2 separate regions of the Homo sapiens genome follow, and region 1 is linked to region 2. A link is an interaction called in ENCODE POLR2A ChIA-PET data of the cell type or tissue named here. Cell type or tissue: MCF 10A. All regions are shown on one strand. Links, peaks and the distances in the headings refer to the core of each region. The heading gives the core; the rest is flanking DNA.

What was found. ChIA-PET counts read pairs that join two places held together with the same protein. Peaks named below come from ENCODE experiments on the same cell type or tissue, not always from the same donor. Only the 100,000 strongest peaks of a DNase experiment are listed, where the experiment ranks them.
Region 1: POLR2A ChIA-PET joins it to region 2 with 7 read pairs; 2 of 35 experiments call an interaction of 5 or more read pairs at or near these places.

What each region holds. Positions count from the first base shown.
Region 1 is chr3:152,716,456-152,723,651 of GRCh38, reverse strand. No RefSeq gene overlaps it. Among named protein-coding and RNA genes, the nearest start is that of P2RY1, 120 kb to the left of the region's middle. In MCF 10A, for the core only: no CTCF peak of the experiment used is centred there; DNase peaks (open chromatin) are centred at 4,201 and 4,661.
Region 2 is chr3:152,636,058-152,641,406 of GRCh38, reverse strand. No RefSeq gene overlaps it. Among named protein-coding and RNA genes, the nearest start is that of P2RY1, 200 kb to the left of the region's middle. In MCF 10A, for the core only: no CTCF peak of the experiment used is centred there; a DNase peak (open chromatin) is centred at 2,096.

The DNA of each region.
Region 1 (7,196 bases), core at 1,463-6,462, 81 kb before region 2:
AACACATGATACAGATTGGGGATACCTAATCCAAAAATCTGAAATTCAAAATGCTCCAAAATCTAAAACTTTTTTAGCATTAACATGACACCACAGGGGTGGATGAAATAGTGTGATTTCTGCTTTCTGATGGCTTAATCTATATGAACTTTGTTTCATGCACAAAATTATTTAAAAGATTGTATAAAACTACATTCAGGCTATGTATGTAAGGTGTATATGAAACATAAGTAAATTTTGTATTTAGACTTGAGTCCCATCTCTAAGATATCTCATTACATATATGCAAATATTCCAAAATCTGAGAAATCTGAATTCTGAAATCTGAAACACTTCTGGTCCCAAGCTTTTCAGACAAGAAATAGTCAACCTGTATCTACTATACATGGCATTTTGCCTTTTTATCCAGACCCCTCCAAACCCTAAGGGTTTGTGGACTACTTCCTAGGGTGACTGCCTCCTACCAATTCTGCATTTTCTTGAATATTTAGAGATAAGTAGCAGTTGCTCAGATGATAGCTAATAAGAGTGATTGCTGCCAGGCACGGTGGCTCACACCTGTAATCTCAGAACTTTGGGAAGCTGAGCCGGGTGGAATGCCTGAGTCTAGGAGTTTGAGACCAGCCTGGGCAACATGGCAAAACCCCGTTGTCTACTAAAAACACAAAAAATTAGTTGGATGTGGTGGTGTGCACCTGTAATCCCAGCTATTCGGGAGGTTGAGATGTGAGAATCACCTGAGCCCGGGAAGTCTAGGCTACAGTAAGCTGAGATTGCACCACTGCACTCCAGCCTGGGCAACTGAAGTGAGACCCTGTCTCAAAAAAAACAATGATTAATGAATTATGGTTTTCTGTCGGCTGAACCTTTCCTCCCTAAGAAATATCTCTTCTATTCTCTCTCAACTCATTAACTGACTAGACTGGGGTCTGGCCTTCAGATTTCCCTAATATTCACTCCAGACAGAATAGCTGATATCAAACCTCACAGGCTTGGTATCAAAATAGCTGGAAACCCAATAACTACAGCTACTTTGAGTAAAAATTAAAAACTGAAAAACATATACCATCTAAGGCAAATGCTATTATTATTAGCTAACCACACACTATTTACCCATAACTTCACATGTAAATTCAAACCACTGCATTAAAAAGCCCAAGTTAAAGCTTACACCAATGTGAAAGCTCTTACTAAAAAATGTGAATGCTGGTCAGGCAGAAAGAATGGAGTTGTGAAGAATGAAATTATGAAAATAAAGTGCCTACATGCCTGGCATAAAGTAGGCAGTTATTAGTTAGAATTTCTGTCTTACTTTTAGCAATCATACACTTTGTAAATAAAAAGCCAGGTTTGTGTCTTTTTAAAAAATTGGTACAGCTTCAGGCACTGTATAAGTTTTCTGAGGCTGCTGTAACAAATACCACAAACATAGTGGCTTGAAACAACAGAAATTTATTCTCTCACAGTTCTGGAGGCCAGCATCTGAAATCAGTATCATTGGTCTGAAATCAAAATGTGGCATGGCAGGTCTGTGCTCCTTCAGGAAGCTCCAGGGGAAAGAATCTGTGTCTTGCCTCTTCCAATTTCTGGTGACTGCTGACATTTCTTGGCTTGTGGCTGCATCACTCCTGTCTTCATGGAATCTCCCTTTGCTTTGTCTTCACACTCTCGTGTTTGTTTCAAATATCCCTCTGTTTGTCTCTTGTAAGGACACTTGTGATGACATTGGGTCCAGATAATCCAGAGTAATCTCCCATCTCAGGATTCTTAACTTGATAACCATGGACAAAGACCTTTTTTTTGCCATATAAGGTAAAATTCACAGGTACTAGGAATTAAGATGTGGGATGCACTTTTTAGCCTACACCACAAACACCTATGCTAACACATAGTAAGTTGTTAACAACTATTTGTAGAATAAAATCTCTTTCCAAAGCCTCTTTCCGCTGAGTCTTCTAGCTCTTATGATCTGTATTATTGATAGCACTTTGTCATATATTCATAGATATGTCACTTGTCATATACTCATAGATATGTTATTTTTACATCTTTTCTCTTCTTCCAGTGATCAGCTAACAAAAGTGCTTTTAAGCAACATGATTGTGAAGAAGACATCATAGACATGCTAGACTAGAAGCAGATATCAGTCTTAATATTTTGAGCCGTGATGGAAAGTAGCAAGCAACAAGGGGATGGTTCATTTAAAAATCTGTCACTTTCCAAGTGTACTCATGTTGGTAGTCATTCTTCCAATGAGGGACTAGGAAAAACACTGAGGACTTCTTTAACTTGGAAGTAAGTTCACTATCAGGAATTTAAGATACGAGATTGACATAGTGTGACTGAGTACCCTCATTTTTCTAAGAAAAGGAGAACGAGTTATTTTTTCTCTTCTTTTCTCTTCTCTGTTTTCCTTTGTTCCCCACTTCCTACATAGCCCTTTAGAAATGCAAATATAGCCTTTCACCTCCCCTTCACCAGACACTCCTTACAGGGCAGGTTCATCTAACTATGTGCTTAGAAGCTCCAGAGTGAGAAACTCTCACCCACCAGGAGACTGTCTCAAGAGAAAACAGTCAATTTACAACCCAAAGTATCCCTGCTATAAAATCCTCTCCTCTCTGGTGAGTTTTGGCCACCTTTACAACCTAGTTCTGCCCATGAAGATGCCAACTCAACCACCTGGTAGATAAGGCACCAAAGCAAGTATGTGGACCCCCAACTGCTCACTTCCTCCCCTGTATGCCATTTATGCCAGCATGCCAGGCCCCCTTTTAAAAGGATATGCTTTCTACTCCAAAAGTGAAGTGGTATCCTTAGGCAGGAAGCCTATACTTCCTCCCCTAAGCTAGTCTTGGAATAAAAAGCCACTTTCTTTATACCAGGCCTTGCTCTTGTTAATTGGACTCTGCAAGCGGCATGCGGCTGAACCTGTGTTTCAGTTACAATATCGTGGATGACACAAGAATGGTTTTCATAGTTGAAGAAATAATGTGGTTATCAAAGGGATGATATGGTAAGCAAGACTATCCTCACATGAAACATTAGCATAAATGACTGGGCTCTTGGAGGGAGGGTGTGTTCTGACTCGTGGATCGATATAGTCTCAATGATGGAGCTATGGGTGAGAAAGTGTTCAGTTTCCATACTCTTCAAAAAGGCTGACATAGTTGGGGAGCAGTTTATAGTCATCTCCCAAAACTGAAGACAATTATCATTTGCCTTTGTCTTCCCATATAGAACTGTTCACAAAGGGATAATGAAATTTTGTTGGAGATTTTAGTAGTCAGGGAAATGTTATAGCCATAGCTCTCACCATAAGCTAATAAATTAGAAGTCTACTTATTTATTAACCTTCCTCTTTCGAGCATTCTGAATCCATTCATTAAATCTGAAATATACTTATTGAGCATCTACCATGTGTCTTGTACCTAGTGAGGTGCTGGATATATAATGGAGAGCTTGATAGGCTTAGCCCCTTTTTGCATTCCTTTATACTAACAAAAATCACATCTTGTAAAACTTCCAACCCATTACAAAAAACAAATGAATAAGCTGATGGATTAGCAAAAATATACCACCAATAACAACATCAACAAAAGTATCTCCACCAAGTTCTTTAAAGTGTAACAACTAAGGTAACACTAAACTTGGCATCAACATTTATTCATTTATTTATTCACTGATAAGCATATAATGATAGAAAAATGATTCACAAGACCATAGTATATATTTGTTTAAGCTCTAAGAATATTGAAATAAATAAAAATATTGAATCAACCAAATAATAATATCTTGGTTATCAAAAATAACAGATATGATAAATAGGTAAACAATATAATTAATACAGATAAATAGGACAACATATCTTCAAATTTTTTATTACTGAAAAGAAATGAAAATAAGACTTAGTATAAAAGTGTACATTCAAAAAGAAGAAAGCTTCCAGAGTTTAAAGGCAGCATATAGTATTTTCAAATGACAGATTCTAATCAATAAAATTACAGAAGCTCCTTTATCAAAAAATGTTAAAAAGAGCTTCAAATTAATTAATTTCCACATGAGAATATATAGTGTAAGCCAAGATGCAGAAACTTTAACTGTAATTAAGAGCAATTAGATTACTATCTGAAGGAGAGCAGATGAAAAGCTACTTCTGGAGAACTGGTATGACTCACGTGACTAATTGATTATGTAACATGCATGACTCATTTTTCTTTCCTTCTACTAAGAGTGGAATAGATAGGCACTGACAGTGTCCCCACTAAATGAAACATTCTTCAACATTACATCTTTATGTCCAACTCACCCAAGACCTCTAGGTTTAATTGTAAACTGTTTCATTTAGCGTGTTGGAATCCTAGCCACCTCACACTCCCAAACACAAAAGTCCCTAAAATCACCACAGGAAGCAGAGCAGCTATCCTTGGTCCAAATGGCTTACCACTGTATGTATATTTATTGTCAATTGTTCTACTTGCTTGGGCATTTTATTTCACTTGGTAACCTGATTTCTTCCCCCATTACTCTGTTGCAGATTAGACAGAGTCAGAACTGCTAAAGGCACAGAAGTGACAGCTGGGAGTGAGGAAGGAGTCTAAGGAAACACCAAACAGAAAACCACAGTTGTCCATGGCACACTGGCCCCTGTATTTCAGAAATCTCCTAGGGCAATGTTGGATTGCAGCATTCTACTTGAAGTATAAGGAGCAGCCTGAGTCATCCAGAAAATGTCAACCAATGTTCAAATACTCCTTGTTCACTAAGACTTGGGAGTGGGTAATAAACTAATTTAAACTAGAAAGCTTTGTCATTTAAGGGAGGGGCCAGGCTTCACTCTAAAAAATTTGCTTGGTTGAACCTTCATTTCTTATAAAGCAGGTATGAGCTTTCACCAAAAGATACCTCAGAGGGCTCTGAGATAAAATGCTAAAATAGCATTTCCTGAAATCTAAAGTGCCTGAGTCCCAAGGATTATATTCATTATATGAAATAATTTTTAAAATGAGTTTATTATTCCAATGTACTTAATAATGATAATAGAAATAATAGCAGATAATGCTCACTATATGTCAAACACCCTGTTGATACCTTGTAGAGATTATCTGATTTACTCTCTCTACAACCCTTAGAAGGAGACATTATTATAATCTCTGAAGTACAAAAGAGGAAACTGATGCTTTCACTGGTTCAAGCCAGGTCTCACCGCAGACAAGGGGCAGAGCTGAATTTGAATTCTGGCTATTTGACTCAAGAAACAGAAGAAATATTTGATTCAAGTAGTTTTCTTTGTCATTGTACCGGGTATGTACATTTCTTTACCAAAAATATTAATCTGCTCTCTTAAAACTAAATCTATTCAGAAAACATATTTCTGTTATTTCAAAATGAAGTCGAATTTCTTGATTTAAAAAAATACATAAAGAATCAAAGAAGGTATGCAAGAGAAATTCATTCAGAATGTTAAGGTACACTTTCAGTTAATAGAAATCAATGAAAACGTAGTTTCATCAATTTCATGAATAGAATCACCAAACCTATTCAATTCTATGTAGCTTATTAAATTGCTTCATTCAATAAAACCTGTAACAAATAAACTTGCTAATTGATGGAATAAATAGCTATTTAGAAAATATGTGAATGATAGAAAAATAAAGACTTTCAGATTTATTGCTTTTGAATATAATACACATGCATAGTTATCAACATGCAGTTACTATACTATTTTTAACAAGATGTTTTGAAGTGCAGATTCTGTTTTGAAGTTCTGCTTCAAAAAAATATTTAATGGTTTTTATAGATGTCGATTTGTTTACAAAATAGGATAAGGCTCAAATAAGTTTAACCTCTTAGGTGCCCTGTCATCCAATTTCTTCTGCTCCTTTGCTTAGCAAATTCTTATACAAAGAAATTGCAAAGACATTTTCAATCCAGATTAAATTATCACATATTCCTAATTAGTGGAACTTGAGATTTTATGTGAGTTCTAATTCATAAAATATTTTGATGTCTTTGTGTAATTGTGCAATTACGCTTTGAATATCAAAGACAGAGAAAGATGGGTCACAGAAAGGATCTAGAATTATCTGGGAAGTCTGTGTTTATTTGAATGCTAAGGAAAATTTAAATCAATGTAATAGCTGCAAATTGCACTGATGATTCAGGCTCCTGTTTAGTTTGGTATTTTCAGGAAAACACAGTTACCTTAGCAACTAGTATATCACATGGGACATGCTGTAGCACGCAGAACGTCTCAAAGTCAAAAGCTTTTCCCTCTGGAAGACATCATACTAAGAAATAGGAAAATAAAGAAACCAAATCTTCCACTTAATGAGTTATGTTGTTTATCTCCTTGACAGGTAGAAAATAATTTATACTTAAATCAGTTTTTTATGCTATCCAAAATGATAATATTTATATTACATGGATAAAGAAAAAAACAAACTACATGCCCTAAGTGCACAAAGTAAGTCTTCAGTTGAACTGTCTGAATAAGTACATTGACTGACTTGTAAACCTCTGCAACTGAATTATCTCTTTCTTTGGAGAGGAGTAATATAAATAAGATCCTAAAAATGTTAAATAGTAAGCTATTATCACTAAACACTAAGAAATATAAGTTTTGTTTCCTGGTGGCAGTAACTCTAAAGTTACAAAATAATAGTGTGAGAATTTAAAACTATACTTTCACAAGTCTAAAACAGCCTAGTTGAGTCAAATATGAAATCAAACTGATTGCCATCTGCACTGTTATAGAGACTTAACTCATATTAATTCAAAGAAAAGTAAGTGGTTTATTTTTTTTAAATTCTCAAATGTGTACATTGTTGAGGAAACAAACATTTACTGCATGTCTCCCTAGTGCAAGAATTTTCCAGAAACAAGAAAGAAACGGTGACTGCCTTTGTAGTTTATGCTCTAGCTGGAAGAGACATACAAAACAAAGAAAGAAAGAAAAAGAAAGAAAGAAAGAAAGAAAGAAAGAAAGAAAGAAAGAAAGAAAGAAAGAAAGAAAGGAAGGAAGGAAGGAAGGAAGGAAGGAAGGAAGGAAGGAAGGAAGGAAGGGAAAGGAAGGGAGGAAAGAAAGGAAGAACAGAAAGAGAAAGAAAGAAACAGGTAAATTACATTGTGGGGACTGGCATGAAGAATATGGAACAGAACTCATCTTCCTCTACTTCTTTCTCTTCCCTTCCCTT
Region 2 (5,349 bases), core at 1-5,000:
ATAGATAGAAATGATAGATAGATAGATAGATAGATAGATAGATAGATAGATAGATAGATAGAGATATAGATAGAGATATCTGATAGACCCCTAAAGTGTCTCCTGATTTTTTTAATGGCTCCTCACAATTATATTTTGATAACAAATTTTTAAATAAAATTCAAATTAGAGGTAGAAGTAAAAATTACTACATTGAAAAACTGCACTAGCTTTTTTTCACTCAGAAATCTCTTTAGACTTTAATGATCTTGTCTGTAAAATGGGAACAAAGCTACTTAAATTGTTAAAAGCAAGACAGATGAATTTTGGGCTTACACCTTTATGATTTACAAGCTCTATGATTAAGTATTGAAGATGTGATAGATTTTTTTTCCCTTTATCCTCCATCAGTGCCCTATTGTTTATCTTTCATTATTTTTCTTGGAAAGGTTAAATTGATGTTTTAAAAATCAATTTCCATAACTTCAATTTTCTTATAGATATTTCCTTGTAATCAATTCTGCTATACATTTTTTTCCAACAGAGCTCTTAGAAATTACTGTTTACGTTATACTAAGATGCTAGTAATCACATTGAATTATCTCCTTATTTCTCAATTGCTTTACATCTTATCTTTTCCTCAGCTCTGCTCTGAAATATATTTTTTGTTGTTGTTGTTTGTAATTTTAACATATGTTACTATTTTTGGCCCAAATACTAGATACATAACAAAATCACTATTCAAAACTTCTCTTTAGATGTAAAGCTTTATTTTGGACATCTTAAGAATTTCAAGTTTTTGTTGAACTCAGTGTTATAACTTTCAGATTTCATGTTTAAATATTTTGAAAACTATACTGATTCATATTTTTGCTCGTTTTTAGTTGAATAAACTCTCTCTTTTTTGTTTTTGTTTTTGAGACAGGGTCTTACTCCGCCACTCAGCCTGCAGTGCAGAGGCGCAAAAACAGCTCACTGCAGCCTTGAACTACGGGGTTCAAGGGATCCTCCTGCCTCAGCATCCCATGTAGCTGAGACCACAGGAGTGCACCGCGGTTGGCTGATTTTTTTATTTTTTTGTAGAAACGGTATCCCATTTTTTTTTGCGCAGATTGGTCTCAAACTCCTGGGCTCAAACGATCCTCCTGCCTCAGCTTCTTAGAGTGTTGAGATTACAGGTATGAGACACTGCACTCAGCTTAAATAAACTAGCTCTAAAACCCTGATTGTTATGTATGTGGCTGTTTCTTTACATTCTCACTAGGAATTAATATCCAAAAACTCTCATTCATTCAACAAATATGAGTAACTACTATGTGTCAATTATTGTTCTTGACATATAGTAGATGTTCACTAATATTTCTTCATAGTCATGTTAATTGCAGTTTTTGTTTGGCTTATTTTTTTGTTACTGAAAATTTGTGGTGAAAACAAAAGGTATTTTGCTCTACTATTTTTATTTCCTGAAAAATAGTAATGGATACTCTTTCTCATCCATTTACTTCTTGCAAATAAACATCAGGGCATAGGAAATTCTTTGAAATTAGAAGAGATCATTAAATTACTTCTTTGGAAGGTATCTCAGTTTTGGAAGTTTCCAAACTGTTAAATGTATTCTTTTTCAGGTAATATCATACATATTTAAAATACCCAAAATTGCTATTTTTCTAGTACAAAGGTATTATATATTATATATCCAAATTTTTAACTTTTTAAAATTTCAACATCACTAAATAAGAACAATGAGCCAGCTTTAATAAACATAAGTAGAAAATTAGAGCAACATTATGAGTGACATTTACAATCATGTCAATCTCAACATCTCATTTACTTTTGTAATTGCTAAGATTACACACTTTCACAAAGATACATAGTTGTTGTGTATCTTTAATGTAATCTAGAAGCTGGAAAGAGGAGGTAGTTGGACACTTTTATTTCAAAGTTAAATCACTGACAACATCTACCATCTGCTCACATTCCCCTTCACAAAAATAAAATTCAGCCAAGAAGCTTCCAAAACCTTCAGATGAAACCCGTAAAAGATATTATCACAATTCTTCATCCTACCCACTCACTTACTATTGCACAACTACTGTTAGGCAGTGATGAACACGTGTACAGAATACCGGCATCTGAGCCCTAACATTTAATTGGACTTGGCGCATGTGTGCGGTGACAGTGTACTCAGACGTTTTTATGTGAAAGAACAAGCACAGACCTGAATTTTAAAAAGAAACAGAAAACAAGTCTTTCTAAACTGTGCACATTTGCAAGGAGCTCAAATATGTACTAATAGATAATAGGTCTTTTTTCCAAGAACTTCCCTCAAGCAAGTTAACCCAGAAGAACTATTTAATGGGCTAAGTGGTTTTCAAAAACACAGTCTGAAATGCCCCATTTCTCTGCAACTACTTCCCTTCATGGGTGAGACACTAAGACCAGTGGAAGTCAAACAAAACACACAGTTTCTTCTCCATCCTTCGTGCTGTTTCCTTAACTGGGATTTCATACCCCTTCAATCCTACCTGGCAGGATATTACTCATTTTTAATAACCTTTCTCAGATACCAGGAAGCTTTGTTTTTCCTCAGACGCATATTCTTTCTCTCCCTGTCTCCCCATCCCCAACATTTGAAATGCACTTAACATATTTTCATATTTCATCCTTTATCAGAAGAGAGGAATCTCCTGCTCTCACTTTATTGTAATTCTTACTACACTGTACAGCAGGCCATATACGTTATAGGCACTAATTAAACAATAATTTCATTGAATTGTTTACCACAAAGATCTATAATCCTCAATAGATCATTTACATTAAAATGGCTTATATTTTGCCGAATTTAATGAAAGTGTTTTTCTGTAATCCTTTTCACATTCTTAGAATTTTGTGTATTTCTTCCAAGGCTTCTATATAGCAATATTTTTTCAGCTGCCTTAGTTCCTTTTAATCCAATTCCCTTAGAAACATTGTTGTTTAAGTTGGCAATTTTTGTAGTAAAAGAGAAGGCGCTACCAGAAAGCTAGAAACGCGTCAACAGTGTGGGATTTGCCTGTGGGCTTTGACTGAGGAGCTGATGAAAAATTAAACAACAGACATGCAATTTTTAGCCCAACTGCACTAAATAAATCTTTTTTTGTGTTTGCTAGTATCTTCATGCTGAATTGTATATGACTGTGTTTTTCAGAATTTCCTCAAACACAAGATAGTGTATGTCTAAATCTGTGTCATTTTATCTTTTGTCAAAGGCCTAGTTGTCTAGAAGCAAAGACTGAGACAAAGTCTGGTAAAGATAGGGGCTTACTATTATTATTAGGAGTTGACATCTTTGGAAGTGAAGGTCAGGAAGCAGGATGGCAGAGAGAGAACTCCCCATAGAGAATGCAGGAATGCATATAGCCCATCAGACACGACTCACATTGGGCTGAGATGGCTGGGCCTCTATACCTCTGCCTTAATCAGGTACTCTGCCTGAAAAAAAAAGTGAGTGCTAGGGAATGTGGCTCTCTGCAGATGGGTCAAACCCTACCAAAGTTGACAACTGGAGGCTGTCTGCTGGGGCAGAAAGTTCCTTCTTTAGGGGCGATCTGGGTAGCACAACTTCATGTCCATCACACCTCTGAATGGAAACCCCCTCCGCAAAATGGGGACAGAGACTACTTTTAAATTTTTTTGAGATCGAAAAACAGAGACAAATAGCTAATTGCCATTAAGGGTTCTGTAGTCAGGTAGGCTTTCAGTTAAGAAGCCTCATGACTCCCTTGGCAGATATTGGAGAGTTTATTTTTCTATAATCTGAGTATTGTGATTTCACAGCATTGATTATGTTCTGGCTTCATGGTTCCACACAGTGAATCCTGGCACAACATGACATTAGTTACACTGAAATTCCCAAACTCCAAATACCAAGCAGCATCAGATTTTCTTAAGATTTCATTTTCTCAGATAAGTGGAACTGGCTAATTAACAGACCCCAAGAGGATTTAATTTCTCTGAGCATATCCACCATTTTTAGAACCTGGGGATTCAAATCACTTTTCTTTGAAATGTGGCAGTTATGACAATGTGATATGAATGATGAAAAATTAAGATTATAGACTGCTTTGAAGGAATTAGAAATCAATCTGGTTTGTAATGAGTCAATCTCTACTAGCAGAGGATCTGTTTCCTGAGACCTACTATGCAACTGTGCTTAGTGTCAGATGCCAAAGCCCAAATAAGGAAATGCCATCATATTGTAATAATTCAAATATGGTAATAATTCTAAAATATTAACTGGTAGCTGGAAAATCCGGTTTCAAAGGTCTGCTTTAACATTGTGTTCATGACATTGAACAATTTCTATCTTTGGCCTTAATCTATGTTTACATTTTAAAATCTTAAGGACAAATCCTTTACAAAGAAGTTGTTTGTCGGGGTGGGGGATGTTTAACTCTTACAAAAATGATTTCGTTAATCAAAGCTTTTGGTTCTTCTTTTGTACTTCTCTGTAAAATATTACTTTGAGAATTCTCAATGAGATAGTGGCTGGATTGAGAACAAGTGATTAAAGACATCTCTGGAATGGTCAGCGAGGTGATGCAGCAAGAAAGTGCCCAAAGGCTTGATGATAATCTTCGGTGTCTTGACTGCATAGCCCTTCTTTTGAAAGGAAACTGGAATAAGTTATAGGTAAGTTGATGCCTGGTTATTTTTTCAGTCATAGACATTTTCTTATTCTGAACTCTATGTTGCTCTCCTATCAACAGAACTTTTTTTGTATTCTAAACAGCACATCTTTAAATATGTATTGAAAATATGTATCGCACATTCTCAAAGACTTAGATCTTAATAAGTAGTTTTCCAATTGGTTTCAGTAACTCATAGATCATTCTTAGTCTCTTATCAGTGTTTAATAATTTTTAAAATAAATACATTTATGAATGAATAATCATGGGTCCTGGTTATCATGGGATCTGCGATAAAGTTATAGACCTAAAACTATTTTCACTGAAACACAGCACGGTCTTCAAAGAAATGGAAACTCATTCTCCATTCTGATTCATGGGATAATGCTCTGATGATTACTGTTGCTTCATCCACAGTGTTCTTCAACTTGAAAATGTGAAAACACTAGTTTATTTTTTTTAATATGAAAAGGTATTTCAAAGAATAATAGTCAGAGTTTCTAAGTTAAAATATTTCACTTACTACTGCTATTATTTCATCCATGTACATCTAATAAAGCTATTGTCAAAATGACAGCCTTACATGCTCACTTAAAATAATTCATATTCCCTGAAAAAAACAACTTTACAGCATTGTTTGTAGCATAATGGTGGCCATCACTTTTTTCTTCACTTCTTAATTATGCACTAGCATCAAGCTTCT